2 separate regions of the Homo sapiens genome follow, and region 1 is linked to region 2. A link is a loop called in an ENCODE intact Hi-C map of the cell type or tissue named here. Cell type or tissue: dorsolateral prefrontal cortex. All regions are shown on one strand.

Region 1 (4,000 bases), 87 kb before region 2:
TCACTCATGGACACGCACACACACACATGCTCATGTGCACACAGGCCCACATGCACACATGCTCTCACACACACAATGCACAGGCACACATGCACACACACACTGCCTTTTCACCTTTCCACTTGCTGTTTTCTCTGCCTGGAATTCTCTTCTTCCCTCACCTTGTGAAGAAGCTCATAGTCTGAAGAAGCTTTAAAAATTTGCTCTAAATCTCGAGTCTCTGCAATTGCATTCAGGAGTCAGCCTCTGTGACCTCCCCACCCTGACCCTGCACCCTCCTGCTGCCCCATCCTGCTCCTCTACCTGTCTCGACCTGGTTTGTGCCTTACCTCCCTAACTAGCTGTGAACTCCTGGCAGCAAAGACCTCCAAGACCACCTCAGGGCATAGCATGGGGCTGGATACCAAGCAGGGAATCCCATAGCCTCAGGCAGTGAGGGGGAAGGCTATCTACAGAGCGGTCCCACACACTTGGTGGGGGAGGAAATCGGATGTCTATTCATAAGCATTGATATTCTGCTGCATTTTCCATCAGGATCCTCCCTCCTTTTAATATCCCTGGTCCCACATGGACCTGAGTAACAGAGGACAGCAATCAGTTCTGGTGTTTACTGAAGTTCAGGAAATGTTACTGACACATGATATGGTTTGGATGCTCATCCCCTCCAAATCCCATGTTGAAATGTGATTCCTCAGTGTTGGAGATGGGCCTAGTGGGAATTGTTTGGACCATAGGGTTGGATCCCTCATGAACGGTTTGGTGCCGTTCTTGAGGTAATGAGTGTTCTCAATCTGTTAGTTCAAGAAAGAGATGGTGTGTTTAAAGGAGCCTGGCACCTCCTCCTCTCCCTTGCTCCCTCTTGCCTTGTGATACACTGGGTCCCTTCCACTTTCCACCATGATTGGAAGCTTCCTAAGGCCTCACCAGGAGCAGATGCCGGTGCTATGTGGTATAGACTGATAGATTGAAGAACCGTGAGCAAAAATAAATCTCTTTTCTTTATAAATTACCCAGCCTCAGATAGCAATGCAAACAGTCTAACACATCTTAACACCTACCAACACCATGGGAAAAGAGTATACTCCTTGATCTTATTTCAAAAGACTTCATTTGAACCAAGGCTCTCTGAAAAACTCACTCTCCTTTTGTGAGAGCTCCAGTTCAGCCCTGCCATCACCGTGACAGTTAACACCCCACAACAAGCCATGATTATCAGGAGGCACAGGAGGGGGCAGCCTGCAGGGTGGCCCTTAGTATAACTCCAGGGTCATTTTTATCATCTTGGGAGCTTTGGGCATCCTACAATATTTACCACCCACTCTTGGGCATTGTAAGTTCTCGAATGAATGTGAATTCGGGCTTGGATGAATTACTTGACATCTTGCCACATGAATCTGCCCCACGACAGGTGATCAAGGAGCCATCCATCCAACTGCCATTCACTCATTGATTCTTCAGATATGCAACAAAAGCCTACTGGTTGCTGCAGTCCTCTAAGGGCTTTGGGTAGAGTAGCAAACCCAGCGGTGAGGTCCCCATCCTCACAGAGCTGAGATTCTAATGTGGGGAACAGAAAGTAGTAAACACATGGTGCAGGGATGAAGAGAAGCACTATGGAGAACAATAGACCGGGGGGGTGGGAAGGCTGGTGCATGGGTGGTTTACAGTGTCACAAGAGGACAATTATTCCAACACCAAGGCAGTGCAGCTCCCCTGCTGCATAAGAGCTAACAAAAAGTAAAATACTAGAGAACTGAATAACGGTGTCTAGTCCTGGAGAAGAATGGGGAAGAAAAGGTTACCCCAACATGCTGCACCATAAGTGGAGAGCTGAGGCTAGCACCCCCAGATGCCATCCGTGCTCCCCAGTGCTCAAAACATTGTGACCCAAACACCCCTCCCTCCATGTGCCTGCACAGAAATACCATCTTGTATGGAGTGTTCACCTGCACACACCCCACCACACAGATTTGCTTTCTTTTCTGAGCTTCTGTGCACCCATGCATTGACCCAAACTCTTCTCTGCCCTGAAATGATCTTTCTTCCTTCTCCTTCAAGTGCCAAGCCAGTCTAGGCTCAACTCAGCACCATCCATAAAACTCTTTCTGCTCAGGCCTCTTACTCCTCTGAGTCCCCAGGCCGTGGGACCCTGGTTAATTCCACTCTGCAGCAATGGCATTTCTGGACACACACTAGCTGCCCTGCCACGGGCCTGTTCATGCTGAAAGACAGTGGCATTTTCTGAATGGCCTCAGTGTCCTCTGTGCTGTCTCAAATGTTGCTGTGCACACAGAGAGAGGGAAGGGCGCAGGATTGGGGGGGAGTCCCACTCTGTGTCAGGAACACTGCCTCATTCATCCTCACAGGATGAGGCATGTAGGGCGCATGGCCACATCGCTGGGGTGAAAAGCCATTTGCGCAGGCCCACACCAGTTAGTGATTAAGCTGGGTGCACATGGAGCTCCCCTGACTATAGACTTCTTTCCATTCTCTCATGCCACTTGGTCATCAGAGGTGGTCGATAGATATTTGATGAGCAAGAGTGACTCAACAAGGAAACAGACACACTGTCTCATCCCCAGTCCCAGATGCCTTCCATGGGCCTCCAACTAGGCACATGGCCAGGCTAGGCTTTGAGCTCAGCCCACTGCCTTGCCTCCAGGGAGGAGAGCTCCTCTGGTGCCTTCTGCAGTGTCGTATTTTGAGGAAAGGCCTTTATCCAACCACTGATTTGACTTCTTAACTCTGTCTTCTAGAGAGTTTTCTAGACCCTTCCTCCAACACAGAAAATGGGAACCCAGTTTACAGGTTCTAAGGCTGTACTCAGTGATAGCCTAGAATCAGCAAGTATCAGGTCTAACGGACCAGCCCTCTGCTCTCTTTGCGAGGAAGGGATTTGACCCCAACAGCACAGTTAGCAAATGGCAGGCTGGGCCTAGGCCCCCCAGCTCCAAGCCTACTGTCCTTCCAGCCACGCCTTTGCAGAGCTCCTCCCCCGCTCATTTAAAATGCTGCTGGGCGTGTACTTAACTAGCTGTGGTGGGCTACACTGGAACTTCTTCTTGACCCCATCCTATGGCTGAGATAAAACGTGGCCATTGTCTGCAGATTCCAGAGACCATGTGGACTGTGGGACTGTTCATTTGCCAGTTAATGTGAGGAAGCTTTCGTCACGCAGCCCAGGACACAGACTGTGGATGCTCCCTGAGCATAATCAGACCAGGGCTGTCATTTCACAAGAAACGGGGTCACAATTATGTTAATAGGAGGCACACGGATTTCTCACCTATCTGAAGGGGAGCTTGAGAAGGAATTAATTCTCACAGTGGTGAGGCAGATTTGATTGCTGATGGTTCAGGAGAAATCAGCCCCAGCCTAAAGTGTGAGCCTCTGTACTCCCTGCTCCCCAGCACTCTCCAGCCTCACCCCTCAGAGTGGAATCAAGCCTCCCTCTGCAGAGCCAGCAGAAAATGGGCTGAGGAAAGCCACTGACAGTCAGCAGATGACAACAGAATTTGCAAGATGCAGGAGTAGGAGGAGAGAAACCTCATTACTCTGCAGGGTGGAGTAACTCAGGAGACCCTCCAAAGATGCAGGGAGCCTCCATGCGGCCACAGGACCCAGGCACAGCCCTGTCACCCCTCTGCAGGTCAAGGGGGCAAGATGCCCAAGCAAGGCACAAGGCCCGATTCTGCCCTTTCCCTTCCCCTCCTTCCTCCAGACCCTTCAATATAGAATCGATTAAAAGGTCATCACAGTTGCAAGTTGTGCTTGATTTGGGGAGGAAGGCAAAAGTTGGCTTTGAGAAATGGGGACTTTTCACCTTCATGGCTCCCTAGTGGGCACTACAGCCTCCTGCCTAGGAACTACTGAGTAGTGGCAAGTAGCTTCCTACAGACGGCTGCAAGGAATACCCCACCCACCCACAGCCCAAACAATCCCCAACAAGGGGTTCTTAGGGACAGGCCACATGAAACAGGACAGAAACCTGCCAGTCACA
Region 2 (4,000 bases):
AGGATTCCCACAGTGGTCAGCACAGGCTCTCAAGCCTCCCTCTCCAGAATGCCTAGAAACATGGCTGGTGCCGGAGGCAGACCGTGAGCTCAGGCAGGGGAGGGTCAGTCAAGGCTATCGCCCCCACTTCTTGCTGGGCCGGTTTTCGTCAGGGGAATTTCACCCACTGGGTCTTAACAGCCACTTGGCCTCTGACAAAAAAATGCTGTGGCAATGACTTCAGTACTCAAAACAATGTTTCCAAAAGAGAGATAGACAATGCTTTGTGCCCCTTCTTCCCCCTTCACAACTTTACAGGGCATTGCCTGCTATCGGATGGTTTTCTGAAAACCCACAGACCTCTCCCACCTCCTCCGCATAGAGCACCGACAGGTGCGGCATGGGTTCACCACTCAAGCAGTCGACAGCCTGGATTTCTAACGGCCAACTTCAATTCTCTCCCCTCCCTCTCTAGCACCTCTCTTTCCCCCAGTAAGTCATCCTAAGCTGGCTGTCCTGATAAACCGGGGGCTTGGGGACTTTCTTCAAGTGCCTTGTAAATGGAAGCATCTCAGACTAACAGCTCTGGGTGTTCAATGAGATTATATTTCTTATTTAAATAGCTGATTGGAGAATTGGTTTCAAAGTAAGATGCTGTACACCCATGGCCTCCTCTGGGCTCCTGGAGAGAAGCAATATTGTGTGGCATTGTGCAGCGGCAGGAGCCTCTCCTTCCAAGCTCCCCACTCCCATTCAGATGCCTCCAGGACGGGGGGAGCGGGCCGCGGTGGGGGATGAAAGCTGCCTCCCCTCCTGGTTTGGGGGAGCCGGAGATTATGCCTTTCATTCAAGAGTGCCTTCTCCAGGGCTCCCCACCATGCTCTGTACCAGTTGTCTTCCCCTCTCAAAGCGACGGGGAGATAAAAGGCAATGTGTTCGCTTCATCCCACCTCCGGGGAGAGCTCAAATCAGGCTTTTGTCAGCGGAGGATAAGCGACACCATTTTAGGAAGGGTTGTTGTTCAGGGAGCTCTGTTGGACGGTTTTGTGCAAGCTTTATCCACCCCCTCCCATGACTCGTGCCATGGTTCCCCTGGCCCCATGCTGGGCTGTGGGCGGGCTGATGCTTCCTCTCTGATCGGTGCCCACAGCCAGCCCTGAGAGGGGTGGCATCACCGTGGGGAGCCGGCAATCCCTAGCCCTTCAGGAAAAATGAGGTTTCACAGAACCAAATCCTGCTTGAATTGTGCTGTACGAATCCTGTGAGGGCCCGAGCTCTTAGCTTAGAGCAAATTTTGCAGTTAATTGTGTGTCAAAATAACGTATTAGAAACAGCAGCGTCTGGACCGTGTGCAATTCCTCTCCTTTCAAGCCTTTGTCTGCCCAGGGCTGGAGGGGCTTGTCAGGGCATCTTTGAGACAGGCTGGTGGCCCCCGTCAAAAGCAGCCCAAGGATTTCGGTGACTATCCCAGAGCCTTGGACAAGATAAAAGACCAGTGGTGGCCTTGAAGAATGCCCGGCTCTGTCCGCAGTGCTGGGCGGGGCCGGTGATCTTCATTACCAGTAGCTGCGGCACAGAGGCGGGCAGTTTGGTATGCCAGGCACATCCAGCGCCTCATGCATCCAGGGACCGCAATCAGGTAGCTGATGGGGATGCAAGTCACATCGCCTGGACCATTGCCGCAGTGAACTGATTCATGCTGCTACTTTGAGGCGGGGAGAAGGGACAGCGGGGCCCTGAGACAAACCAGCCCGGCTTTATTACACAGCTGCTGTTTTCAAGCCAGAATATTCCAGCCTCTCCTGCTCCTTCTCTTGCTGCTGGGCCTGCACTGGCTGCCTACCTGCAAAGAAAGTGCTCGTTCTGGCCCCTGGCTCTGGCTGAACAATGGCATTATGTGATGCATAAAGAGTACCCGGGCAACGGAGACAAGCATGGCTTAATTCGCTCAGTGCCCAGTGGCTTTTGAACGCCCCTGTATTCAGCCTTTATCCTGAGCAGCCTGGGCCTCCCCGGCCTTTATTCCCCAGCCCTCCCCATCACAGTCTTCCTCCAGTTTCCACACAGGTCTGCAATGGAGCTGATGGCCATGAAATGAGAGGCACAAAGGAAGGGAAGACAGGACGCTCTGTCTCTAACCAGGAAAGACTCCTGCTTGTGGGTAAGGACAACCAGGTTTTGGTCTCAGTTTTGCCATCAACTCACGGAGTGGCCTTGGGAAAGTCCCTTTCTGGCCCTTGGCTCCAGGTCTGTGTTTGCAGATAGGAGAGATAGGGACAAAGTTCCAGAAAGGCTTTTCCAACTCTGACATTCTATCATTCGGATACACACAGCTTAGCTCGATGGCATTGTTCTGGCCTCACATATGATGGTGAAGGGTCCTCCACTGTATCAGTGACATTCTCCTTGACTGTGACCTAAGACCAGGCCATGAGTCAGGACAATAAGTGAATGACACAAGCCAAGTGATTTCCGAGGCACGGTGGGGTCACCTGCCCTGCCTGGAGCAGCAGCCACTGCCTACAAGGCAAACTGTCCAGCTTACAGTTGCCTTGTAGGAATAAGAAGCCCAGTCTTGTGAGGTCTTCCCATTTTTTAAAAGAAACCAGAAATGTGAAATGTTATACAAAGTCTCACAATTGTAAAATGTTAGCTCAATTTTTATCAACACTGATAGGTCAAACAAAAATGACCAGAGGACCTTATCTGCTCAGCAGGCTACCAGATTGTGAAGTCAGGACCGGACAAGGTGTATCAGTCCATTCTCACATTGCTATAAGGAACTACCTGAGCCGGGATAATTTATAAAGAAAAGAGGTTTAATGCCTTGTAGCTCCATGGGCTGTACAGGAAGCATGGCTGGGGAGGCCTCAGGAAACGTACAGTCACAGTGGAAGGTGAAGGGGAAGCAGGCATGTGCTGCATGGCTGGATCAGGAGGAAGAGAGGAGGGGAATGTGCCACATGCTTTTAAAGAAACGGATCTTGGGAGAACTCTATCACAAGACAGCACTAGGGGGATGGTACTAAACCATTAGAAACCACCCACATGATCTAATCACCTCCCACCAGGCCTCATCTCCAACAATGGGGACTACAATTCAACATGAGATTTGAGCAAGGGCATAGATCCAAATTGTATCACAGGGCTACTATGTAGCTCAAGTCCAGGAGCTCTGCCATAACACCCTAGTATTATGCAATGTGGGACTCCCAGGACTGCACAAATTAGACTGGGTAAAGATACCCCTATTTGTTTTATTTTAAGGAAAAAGAAAAGAAACCAAAACTGGACCTAATACCTTTAGATCGCCTGCCATCTAATATCCGGGTTAACTCCAGACTGGGCCCCTTTCCAGAGGCAATGGAAATGCTCCAGCAGGATCTCACTTCCTCACTGCCCCATCACCCAACCCGGTGGGGACAGATGATGCCCCAGATTCCCAGCAGCCCCACCCCTGCATGGCTGAGGAAATGCTTCCACCACCTGAGCTTCTACCTGCCCATCCAGACTGGCTCTCTGCCCTTAGGCCCTCAGTCTCCGCATCCTGCCTTCCTGGTCTCCCAGTAGGAGACCTCTGCAGGTACTGTCACCTGGAGAACCCAGAATCTGGAAGGGACCACAGGGGGACTCCAAGCAGAGCTCTGCCCATGGAGCCCACACTGGCTGCCATGTCCCTTCAGCCCAGCTCACAGAAATACATCCTAAGGAAGAGATGCCACATCTACTATACACAGAGGTCTCTGAAGCCACACGTTCATATTGTTTCAACAAGCATTGAACAACTAATATTTGCTGGCACTGAGGAAAAATATTAGGTACAAGGAGCTCCTTGAAGGCAGGGAGAAAAGACAGACTCTCATACACAAGTTCAGTTAGATAACAAGCAGTGAGCAGGCAACTGGGACTAAATGCTACCATCTTCTGTATTGATAGAGGGATCACTGTATTATAGCACCACACTCGGATGTCAGAAACATCTTGGCCAGACACAGCATTAATACAGGAGGCATGAAGCTGA

Evidence for each region. Hi-C counts contacts between places; a loop is a spot of excess contacts. Peaks named below come from ENCODE experiments on the same cell type or tissue, not always from the same donor. Only the 100,000 strongest peaks of a DNase experiment are listed, where the experiment ranks them.
Region 1: it touches region 2 in a loop (7-fold over the local background); 1 of 110 quality-filtered maps calls a loop at or near these places.

Annotation. Positions count from the first base shown.
Region 1 is chr10:78,262,211-78,266,210 of GRCh38, reverse strand. No RefSeq gene overlaps it. Among named protein-coding and RNA genes, the nearest start is that of LINC00595, 3.1 kb to the left of the region's middle. In dorsolateral prefrontal cortex, no CTCF peak of the experiment used is centred here; DNase peaks (open chromatin) are centred at 1,630 and 2,310; H3K27ac peaks cover 3,507 bases.
Region 2 is chr10:78,174,752-78,178,751 of GRCh38, reverse strand. No RefSeq gene overlaps it. Among named protein-coding and RNA genes, the nearest start is that of LINC00856, 72 kb to the left of the region's middle. RefSeq lists enhancers at 1,439-2,303, 1-2,939. In dorsolateral prefrontal cortex, no CTCF peak of the experiment used is centred here; a DNase peak (open chromatin) is centred at 1,581; H3K4me3 peaks cover 1,403 bases; H3K27ac peaks cover 3,815 bases.